2 separate regions of the Mus musculus genome follow, and region 1 is linked to region 2. Evidence: chromatin loops called from intact Hi-C (ENCODE). Cell type or tissue: heart. All regions are shown on one strand. Each heading gives the region's core, and the rest is flanking DNA. Links, peaks and the distances in the headings are about the cores only.

Region 1 (4,390 bases), core at 266-4,265, 240 kb after region 2:
CTGGTGATAAAGCTAACATAGTCATAGCGTGTAAAATGCACTCGGGCGCAAAACGCATACTTTGAGTGCATTTCTGCCTCATGCGATCTGAAAACCACTGTGGTAGCAGTAAGAGGAAAATACACCAGAGCTTGGGAAGAGAGGCCGTGGTCAGCGGGACTCCCCGCTCCTGCAGATCACTTATCTAGACTTGTCTGTGGACATTTGGGTTATCTAAAACTTAAAAGAACTCAACCCAGGCAGAGTCCGAAGTAATGCACTTATGGAGACTGTTACAGTGAAAGATTATAGCTGTGACATCCTAAGATAAAGATTTCCTAGTCGCTCTGGCTCTTTTTTTTTTTTTTTTTTCATGCTCTACATTCTTCTGCCAGCAAAACCTTGTGGGTCCAGCTCTGTGATATACCAGACTCTAACTCCGCCCCTCTCCCCCCCTCTCCCCCGACCCCGTTCTCCTCTCCCACCCCGCCCCCACCGTGACGTAGGAGCTCAAGCGTTTTCAGCATTAATGAATTAATTATGGATTTATTTTAGGTTGAGAAAAGCAAGGGTTTCACATATTGACTGACTGTGTCAACGCAAAGGTCAGTGTCAGAGTGGAAAATGCCAGAAGGTGAAGAGAGGATGGAGGGACAGAGGGGAAGGAAGAGAACAGCGGGGGCGTAGCCCGCAGAGATCCGAGTGGGCGGGGCAGAAGCGGGTCTGGTCTACTCACTGCAGCGAGGGCAGTGCAGATGTAGTGGAGGTGAAGGCACCTGAGACTTGCAGGTCCTGAGAGCAGAGCCCAGGCTCTCACTGTGTGTGAATGCTGCCGCCCTCAGATTCCCAGGTTTGCAGAACAGAGAATGAGTCAGGTGACTAGTTAGGATGCTGTTTACAGAGTGGTCCCCAATGCTTGCTGGATGTCAGGTGTCCAGGGTCCGTGAGGGGCTGGTTTGATAGAGCAGATACTTAAAGACTCAGTGGGTCAACGCTGTCTTTGGGACTGCGCGAGTCACTCGGGATGCTGTGGGCATCACTCGGGATGCTGTGTGCTTCGAGGGACCTAGAGGAGGATGGTGAGTTAGGCATTCAGTCCCTCACGCTGGGGAAAGCTCCGTGGTAGGAGCTTGAGCAGAGGCCCATGATGCAAAGCGAGATGAACGGTGGGCTCAGCTCACTTTCTCCTCTCTGTTCTGGGACCCCAGTTCATTTAACAGTGCTGCCCACGGCTAGGGCCGGGTCTTCCTGTGTCAGTTAACCTGGTCTAGAACGTCCCTTACAGAGATTCGCAGAGATGTGTTTCTACAGTTACAGTTACATGTCACCGAGTTGACAGAATTAGCTAGCACAGAGGCGAGTGCAGCTGCGACACCAGCCGCAGTAGAGTCAACGCCTTTGAAAGTGAGCCGATGAGTTCTGCGTGGAACAGCAGGGCAGGGGCATCTTTACCTTTTCCTTTGCTCATTCCGCTGCCTGGTATACTGCTGGAGACTGCCACTGTTCCTCGAATCTCCGAGCAAGCCTCAGTGGAAGGCAAGGATTGGTGCAGGAGGAATGTGTAGTCAGTGGGTGGGAGCTTGCAGCGCACGCTGGGAGAATGCTCTCTTGGCTCTCTGCTGGAAGCTGTGGGGAAGAGTGAACAGCTTTGCCATAGTGAGCAGAAGAGGCAGGCTGTGCTGGGCATCTTCATGTCCCGTGGGATGAACATCATCTCTCAGTAGTTAACGCAATTAATGGGTATCTGCTAAGCACCCTGCTCTACAGGGTTCTTGTAGGTTTCAGTGAAAGGAGGGTAGCCTGTGATCTATCTGGGAAGCTGAGAAAAAGCTATTCAAATATAAACATTAAAAATCCACAGATGTGCATAGTCTGTTTAATTAAATAGGTCAATTAAAATTAGCTCATAATGAAAAGAAGCTAGTTCAACGCTAATATTAAATTGGTATAAATAGCCTGCAATCAAGTTTCTGAAGGATTTAAAGAACTAACAGGATTTGAAACAATCTCCCTTCTGACCTGGCACAAATGCGGGAAGCTGACCATGATGCTGCACTCCCAGGCCTCGTTTATTTATTCGTTGCCTTTGCTGAGCCTGGCAGTCTGGGCACTAGTGATTCAAGGATGAATAACGGCCCTTTTCCTCTCTTAAAGAAAGACAGAAGCCATTAGGAACTGATGAACAGTTCGGGACACACAGTGTCACGATGAAGAGGCTGTCAGGGACAAGGGAAGACAAGAAAGCAGCCAGCAGTTCCCTCTAGAAGCGGCAGAGTCGGCACAAGTGGGAGGTGCATTATGAAACAGCCACTGGCTTGGGGAAGGTGCACGCGGCTTGGGAGACTGGGGAAGCGGTGCAGCGAGTGCCACTAGGGGGTGCACGCAGCCTGAGAGCCTAGGGAGCTGCTGCAGCGAGTGCGGCTGGGTGGCGAGGAGGCTGGAGGAAGAGATGAGTGAGGGCGTGGAAGGCTCTGTGGTAACTGTGGGGGCAGCAACACTGTCAGTTGTGTATTTTAGAAGAATTCCTTGGCTCAGGGGGATGCGCTGTAGAGCAGGATGGGTTTGAGAGGGAATGGCAGGGAAGGAAATAGGAAACCTCTGTCTGAAGGAAAGGATGTGGACCCAAGCCGACTGGATGTGGCTGGAAACAGGCAAGGGATCAAGAGCTGTTTCAGAAAGCAGTGGCCAGACACTGGTGCCATTTGTATCTGAGGAGCACCGCCGCTTGTTACCACTCCTTACACTGTGGCCAGGGAGAAAGGAAGGTTAATATCAGAGCTAGCTGATGTCATAGTCACTGTTCTATTGCTGGGAAGAGATACCATGGCCAGGCCATGGTGTCTTTATAGAAGAAAGAGTTTATTGAGCTTCCAGTTTCAGAGGGTGGTGAGCCCATGACCATCATGTGGGGAGTATGGCAGCAGGCACGCATGCATGGCACTATAGAAGTAGCTGAGAGATTGCACCTGATCCAGAGTCCAGAGGCAGTGGAGGGGGTTGCACACACACTAAGTGGAGATGGTGGGGCTTTTAAAATCCCCAAAGCCTGCCCCCAGAGACACACCTCTTCCAACAAGGCCACACCTCCTAATCCTTCACAATCAGTTCCACCAAGTGCAGACCAAACATTCAAATGGGGACCGTTCTCACTCAAATCGCGACACTTGCTATAGCCAGTCTGACAGACGATTAAAACCCATTGCATCGAAGCAGGAGCAATCAATGCTGTCATTTGCTTTTCTTAAGATTTAGTTCCTTATACGTGAAGTTTTGAGGAAGCTGGGGTATAACTCGGTAGTAGGGTATATGCAATGTACAAGCCTGGGCTTAATCCCCACGAGGAAGTTAACACTCATGTTAAAATTTTCCCACACACGTGCATGCACATACACTTTCTACACCCTCACCCACATACATAACCACGTGCACACACTTGCACTAACACATGCACAGAGAAACACACACACATACACTGTACAATACTCACACTGTCATATACACGTTCAACTTATGTACTCTATGCATATACTCTCACACATTCACATACAACATATATGCACAGTGCTCATACATTCTATACAGCTATCCATACATGTACAATTATACTCAAATACACATTCACACAATGATACCATACACTCACAATACTTATATACATAAACCCATACATAGATACATAGTCCATATACTTGCCGTACCTAAACACTCCACATACATGTGTACACACAGAAATACTGACGTACACTCAATTGCAGACATACTCATACTTCACATGAACTCTTACACATTCAGCTACATGTATACCCTACACACACACTTGCATATACTAAACCTCATACATTCACACAATGACACTGACACATACAGACTGACATACATATACCTAGTATACATGTGTACACACATACATACTCCATATCCCCACATACATACTCATATACTCACACATAGTTTGAGCACACACTCTCATACACATTCTCACATACATGTACACATTATAAACACACAGATGCACACACTCATACACATTCACATACACTTACTTTATACACAAACATTCTGAATACTCATGTGCACACACAAATTCACACACTCACACAGACTCATACACATGCATACACCTATCTCTCTATATGCACACATCACATGCACGCCATCTCACAACTCACAGTCAAATATTACACACATGCACACAAAAAACACTTATACCAATACACAGACCTACACTCCTCACACATACACACAGTCACACACAATGCACTGGCACTTCCCCATGTACACACTCACACACACTGATGATCCCAGCAGGGGGAGGTGGAGACTGGAGGCTCCCTTGTGTTTGCGAGCTGAATCAGTAAGCTCCAGACTCAAGGAGAGACGCTGACTTGAAAACTATAAAGGAGAACAATTG
Region 2 (4,390 bases), core at 317-4,316:
TAAACCAACTGTACTCACCTCAAATTCTTTGTTCTACTACCAACATGCTCCTGAAACCCCAATGTAGACTTTTAACAGCTTTAGAACTGCACCTATACTGAGGGAACAGATCTGGAGCAGATGTGGTACTGTGGGCCCAGCCACCGAGGAGGCTAGAATAGGAAAAAGTGAGGTTCCAGGCCCATCTGGGCAATACTATCCCCTCATCTCTTTATTTTTTCAAATAATCCACATTTCCCCTCTTAGACATCATTGAGCATTTTACGTCATTTTCTTGCAGCACAGACTCTTGCACCAGCAGGTTGGTAAGCACTACAGTCCCAGCACAGGAGATGGTGCAAGTCCAGAGGGATTCAAGGTCATCCTGAGCCGCAAGCAATTTCAAGGCCAGCATGTCTCAAAAAAAGAAAAAGAAAAAAAAAAAAAAAAAAAAAACTCAAGCTTTTAAAACGCTGCATTTAAGTCTCTCATAATTTTATAATCTTTATTCCACTTGGTTGCTTGATTGACTGATTGAGACAGGGTTTGTGTGTGTAGCCATGGCTGTCAACTCTCGCTGTAGACCAGGCTGGCCTGGAATGTACAGAGGTTAAGACCGCCTCTGCCTCCCAAGTGCTAGGATTAAAGGGGTGCATATCACCACGACCTGGCTCAGCCTTAATCCACCTGAATTCTAATTTCTAGTACAGGCTGGTTTGGCAATATTGTTTCAGAAGGAAAGGCTGATCCTTACACAAGCTTGAAACTCTGACTTGGGAAAAGGCTATTTGGCATTCGTCAGAGGACAGGAACAGAATCAAGTAAGATTTTGTAAGTGAAAGGATCCTGAAAACAGCAAATCACCTACTTGCTGCAACTATGTGGAGAGATTTGCTTATTCATATACTACATGAACTAAAAAGGAAAGTAACTGAAAACTGGCAATGCAGATCAAAAAATAGCATGCAAGCCGGGCGTGGTGGCACACGCCTTTAATCCCAGCACTCGGGAGGCAGAGGCAGGCGGATTTCTGGGTTCAAGGCCAGCCTGGTCTACAAAGTGAGTGCCAGGACAGCCAGGGCTACACAGAGAAACCCTGTCTCGAAAAACCAAAAAAAAAAAAAAAAAATAGCATGCAATCATAAATATAGCCCCCATGTATATTTGTGTAGTTTTTCTCATCTTGCCAAAGTAAATGAAATAACAAAACTATCGGCATAGTATAAGTTACTGAAACAAGTTATAAAATTTTCATTCTTCCATACTTATATTAACAGTACAAACTCACTGCCAGCATTCATAAGATCAAATAGCCTGCTGCAATCATCGGATTTGCTCTGACCTTTCCATAAGATACAACTGCACCCTCAACCACAGAAGACACTCGGAGAAATGGTCTCATTCTCTCCCTCTCCCTCCCCTCCCCTGCCTCTTTGGTTTGCTTGCTTGCTTGCTTGCTTGCTTTGAAATGGGGGCTCCTGTAGCCTAGGCTAGCCTGGAAGTCCTTCTCTACCTTCCTCCACCTTCCAAATGTTATCTTCTGCCAAAGGCATCTCTAGGCTTGAGCAGTCTACCCTGACTCTCATTATCTTTGGTAACAGGTTTTTCGTAAAGAAAAAAATTGTCAGATCAAACAAAAAAATATCTGGCATGACATGGTGGCAATACATTTGGAATCCCAGCAACTTGGGAGATGGAGGCAGGAGGATCAGGACTTGGGAGGCCAGACATTGGACTGTCTCGAAAAAATTTAAAGAAGAAAAAAGAGAGAGAGAGAGAGAGAGAACATTCTAGAATTCTACATTAAGCACTAAGTCTCGAGACCTTTGGTAAAACGCGTCTTCAGTTTAGTTAGACTCTGCTCCAGCCAGGATGTCAGCCCCTGGCTCCATTTCGCAGGCCTAATACTGATTCCGACAGAATGTAAACCCTAATCTTCAGTTGTGTGCAAAGCCCCTAAGGCAATCAAATCAATCACATTGCCTAACAGGTCAACATGACGAATTTTCCGACGAGGAGCATTTTGTATTTGAAAAATGCTTGAGCGCTTGGGAAAGCACTCACACCGTGGAAATGTGACCCGAACAAAAGCTGCGACCGACAGACGCTACGACTGGACTCGACCCAAACGCTGCGTCGGCCGAAGACACGCCACTGGGACGGTGACACCTCGGTTTTCCCGTTCGTAGCAATGAATAACGGGGCGGCGCGCACAGGTCGCGCCCCCCGACCCGGATCCCTGACCACCGAGCCGCCCGGGCCGCGCGCCGGGGCGAGCCTCAGCCCGGCCGCGCCCGCCCTCCCTCCGGCCCGCCGCCGCCGCACGCCCGCCCGCCCGTCCGCCGCGCTCACCTCAGCCCGCCGCCCAGCGCACTCCTCCTCGGAGCCTGAGCGCTCGGATCCGCAGGGCCGCAAAACGGTTCCGCAGCGCGGCCCGCAGAACCCGACCGCTGCCCGACGCTTCCCTCGGCAGCCGCCGCTCCTTCCGGTGTCTCCGCGGCCGCTGCGGGCGTCTGGGGGCGGGACCTTGGGGAGACACGCCCCGGGGCGGGGCCTCGGGCCTGGCCTCGGTTCTCCGCTAGGCCTGTGCTAGACAGGCAACCTGAGCTGACGTGTACACCACTTCGGCCGCATTTCTGCTTTTATTCCTATTCTCCCACCCTCTGCAGTCACAAGACAGCTTCCCAAGGTCTCGTCGCGGTGCATTATAAACTCCGCAGTACGGAAAGCCTCAGAAAGGTCTGAAGTTTGCAATATGAAGTGGCTAGCTCAAGGCTGGGGCAGGAGGATTGCGGTAACTTCGAAGCCAGTCTGGGCTGCAGTGTGAGGCTAGTCCTAAACCTTGCTTTTCTAATAACTCCTTTAAGACCTACATTTTCTGGAAGCAAATGCATTTCTCTTTGCCATATATACAAAGAAGAAATTAATCTCTACCATTTTCCACTAGGTTAAATCAAGATCAAATGAAATAGTTACTGAAACCTTGAGATCTTCTTGGTACTTAGAGCAATAGGAAAAAAAAAAAAAACCTTCCACTTATGTGACTGTTACATTCACTTTTTAATATTTTTCCAATTATTTCTATTATATGCATTGGTGTTTTGCCTGCATGCATATCTCAGTGAAGATGTCGGATCCATTGTATCTGGAGTTACAAACAACTGTGAACTAAACTGCCTTCTGGGTGCTGGGGATTGAACCAGTGTCCTCTGGAAGAGCAGCCAGTGGTCCTAACCAGGAGTCATCTTTTTAGCCCCTCACTGTTTGATTTTATAATATGTGAATTCAAACTGCAAAGCTGAAAAAGTTTGTCAGCTGGGCATGGTGGTGTACCCCGGTAAAGCCAGCACTTGGGAGGCTGTGGCAGGATTGTGAGTTTGAGGCTAGCCTGGATTACAGAGTAAGACATGTCTATATGATTAACCCCAAAGTTGGTTGGGAGCATGTATCTAAATATTGTGCAAAATGCCAGTCTCCATCAGAAGCAGGCGACTAATCTGAGGGCTTCTAATTATTCTGCTAGTGGAATCAGAGGATGTTAACCATGATACTCCTTGCTGTCTGGGGCTTGGCGCAAGGGAATGAAGCTGTGTGGGAGGCCCCATGGTTACCACCACTCTACCCTCGGCCTACTCCAGATATTGCTCGTTTGCTTTCACTGATATCCAAATCAGTAATATTGTCATTTTTTTTTTTCGAGACAGGGTTTCACTGTATAGCCCTGGTTGATCTGGAACTCACTTTGTAGACCAGGCTGCCCTCGAACTTAGAAATCCACCTGCCTCTGCCTCCCGAGTGCTGGGATTAAAGGCGTGTGCCACCACACCCGGCTTTCAATTTTTATTGAATGGTTTTCCCCAGGAAATTCATTTTTATTTACCCAGATATAACAACATCAGGCCAAATAAGTGTTTTAATTGGGGGTCATTCAAGCATAGACCACTTAAGGGTAGCTATACCAACAATGAGTCTCTCCCATGCCTCCAGCATTGTTAACTACATTTATACCCTCAGAGATAGGAGGTGCTGCATAAGCCTGGGTGCCCGCCATTGTGTCCATGGGGAAATGCTAACGGGCACAGGATGTGAGGGTTCATGCTGCTAACTACTGCTTTCTGATTTCAAGATGGCAGCCGCCACGAGCTGCCCAGAAGACAGAGGTCCTCAGTGTGCACTTTTACTGTAAAGGTGGGGTTTATTTTTGGAGGATTGATTGATTGACTGATTGATTGATTTGTATGGGTGCTTTGTCTACATATATGTCTGTGTATAATCTTAATAACCGGTGCCCTAGGAAGCCAGAAGAAGGTCTTGGGTCCCAAGACTAGAGTTATTGATGGTTGTGAGTCACCTATGGGGTCAAAGAATCGAACACAATTCCTTTAGAAGAGCAGCCAGTGCTTTGTAACTA

What was found. A loop is a pair of places that touch in the nucleus more often than their neighbours do. Peaks named below come from ENCODE experiments on the same cell type or tissue, not always from the same donor. Only the 100,000 strongest peaks of a DNase experiment are listed, where the experiment ranks them.
Region 1: a loop joins it to region 2, with 2.8 times the contacts of the local background. A loop is called at or near these places in 1 of 42 quality-filtered maps.

What each region holds. Positions count from the first base shown.
Region 1 is chr3:152,103,499-152,107,888 of GRCm38, reverse strand. All of the region lies in intron 4 of Gipc2 (GIPC PDZ domain containing family, member 2), which reads left to right. Gm31881 (a long non-coding RNA gene) reads right to left here. Exons shown (of 2, transcript XR_003954592.1): 2 at 506-1,605. It overlaps Gm40179 (a long non-coding RNA gene), which reads left to right and starts at 733. Exons shown (of 2, transcript XR_867758.2): 1 at 733-1,058; 2 at 2,134-3,828. In heart, for the core only: a CTCF peak has its summit at 2,335 (motif pointing right); a DNase peak (open chromatin) is centred at 2,318; H3K4me3 peaks cover 2,168 bases; H3K27ac peaks cover 316 bases; H3K27me3 peaks cover 500 bases.
Region 2 is chr3:152,344,581-152,348,970 of GRCm38, reverse strand. It overlaps Usp33 (ubiquitin specific peptidase 33), which reads right to left and starts at 2,493. Exons shown (of 24, transcript NM_133247.3): 1 at 2,332-2,493. In heart, for the core only: a CTCF peak has its summit at 2,554; a DNase peak (open chromatin) is centred at 2,510; H3K4me3 peaks cover 1,705 bases; H3K27ac peaks cover 1,566 bases.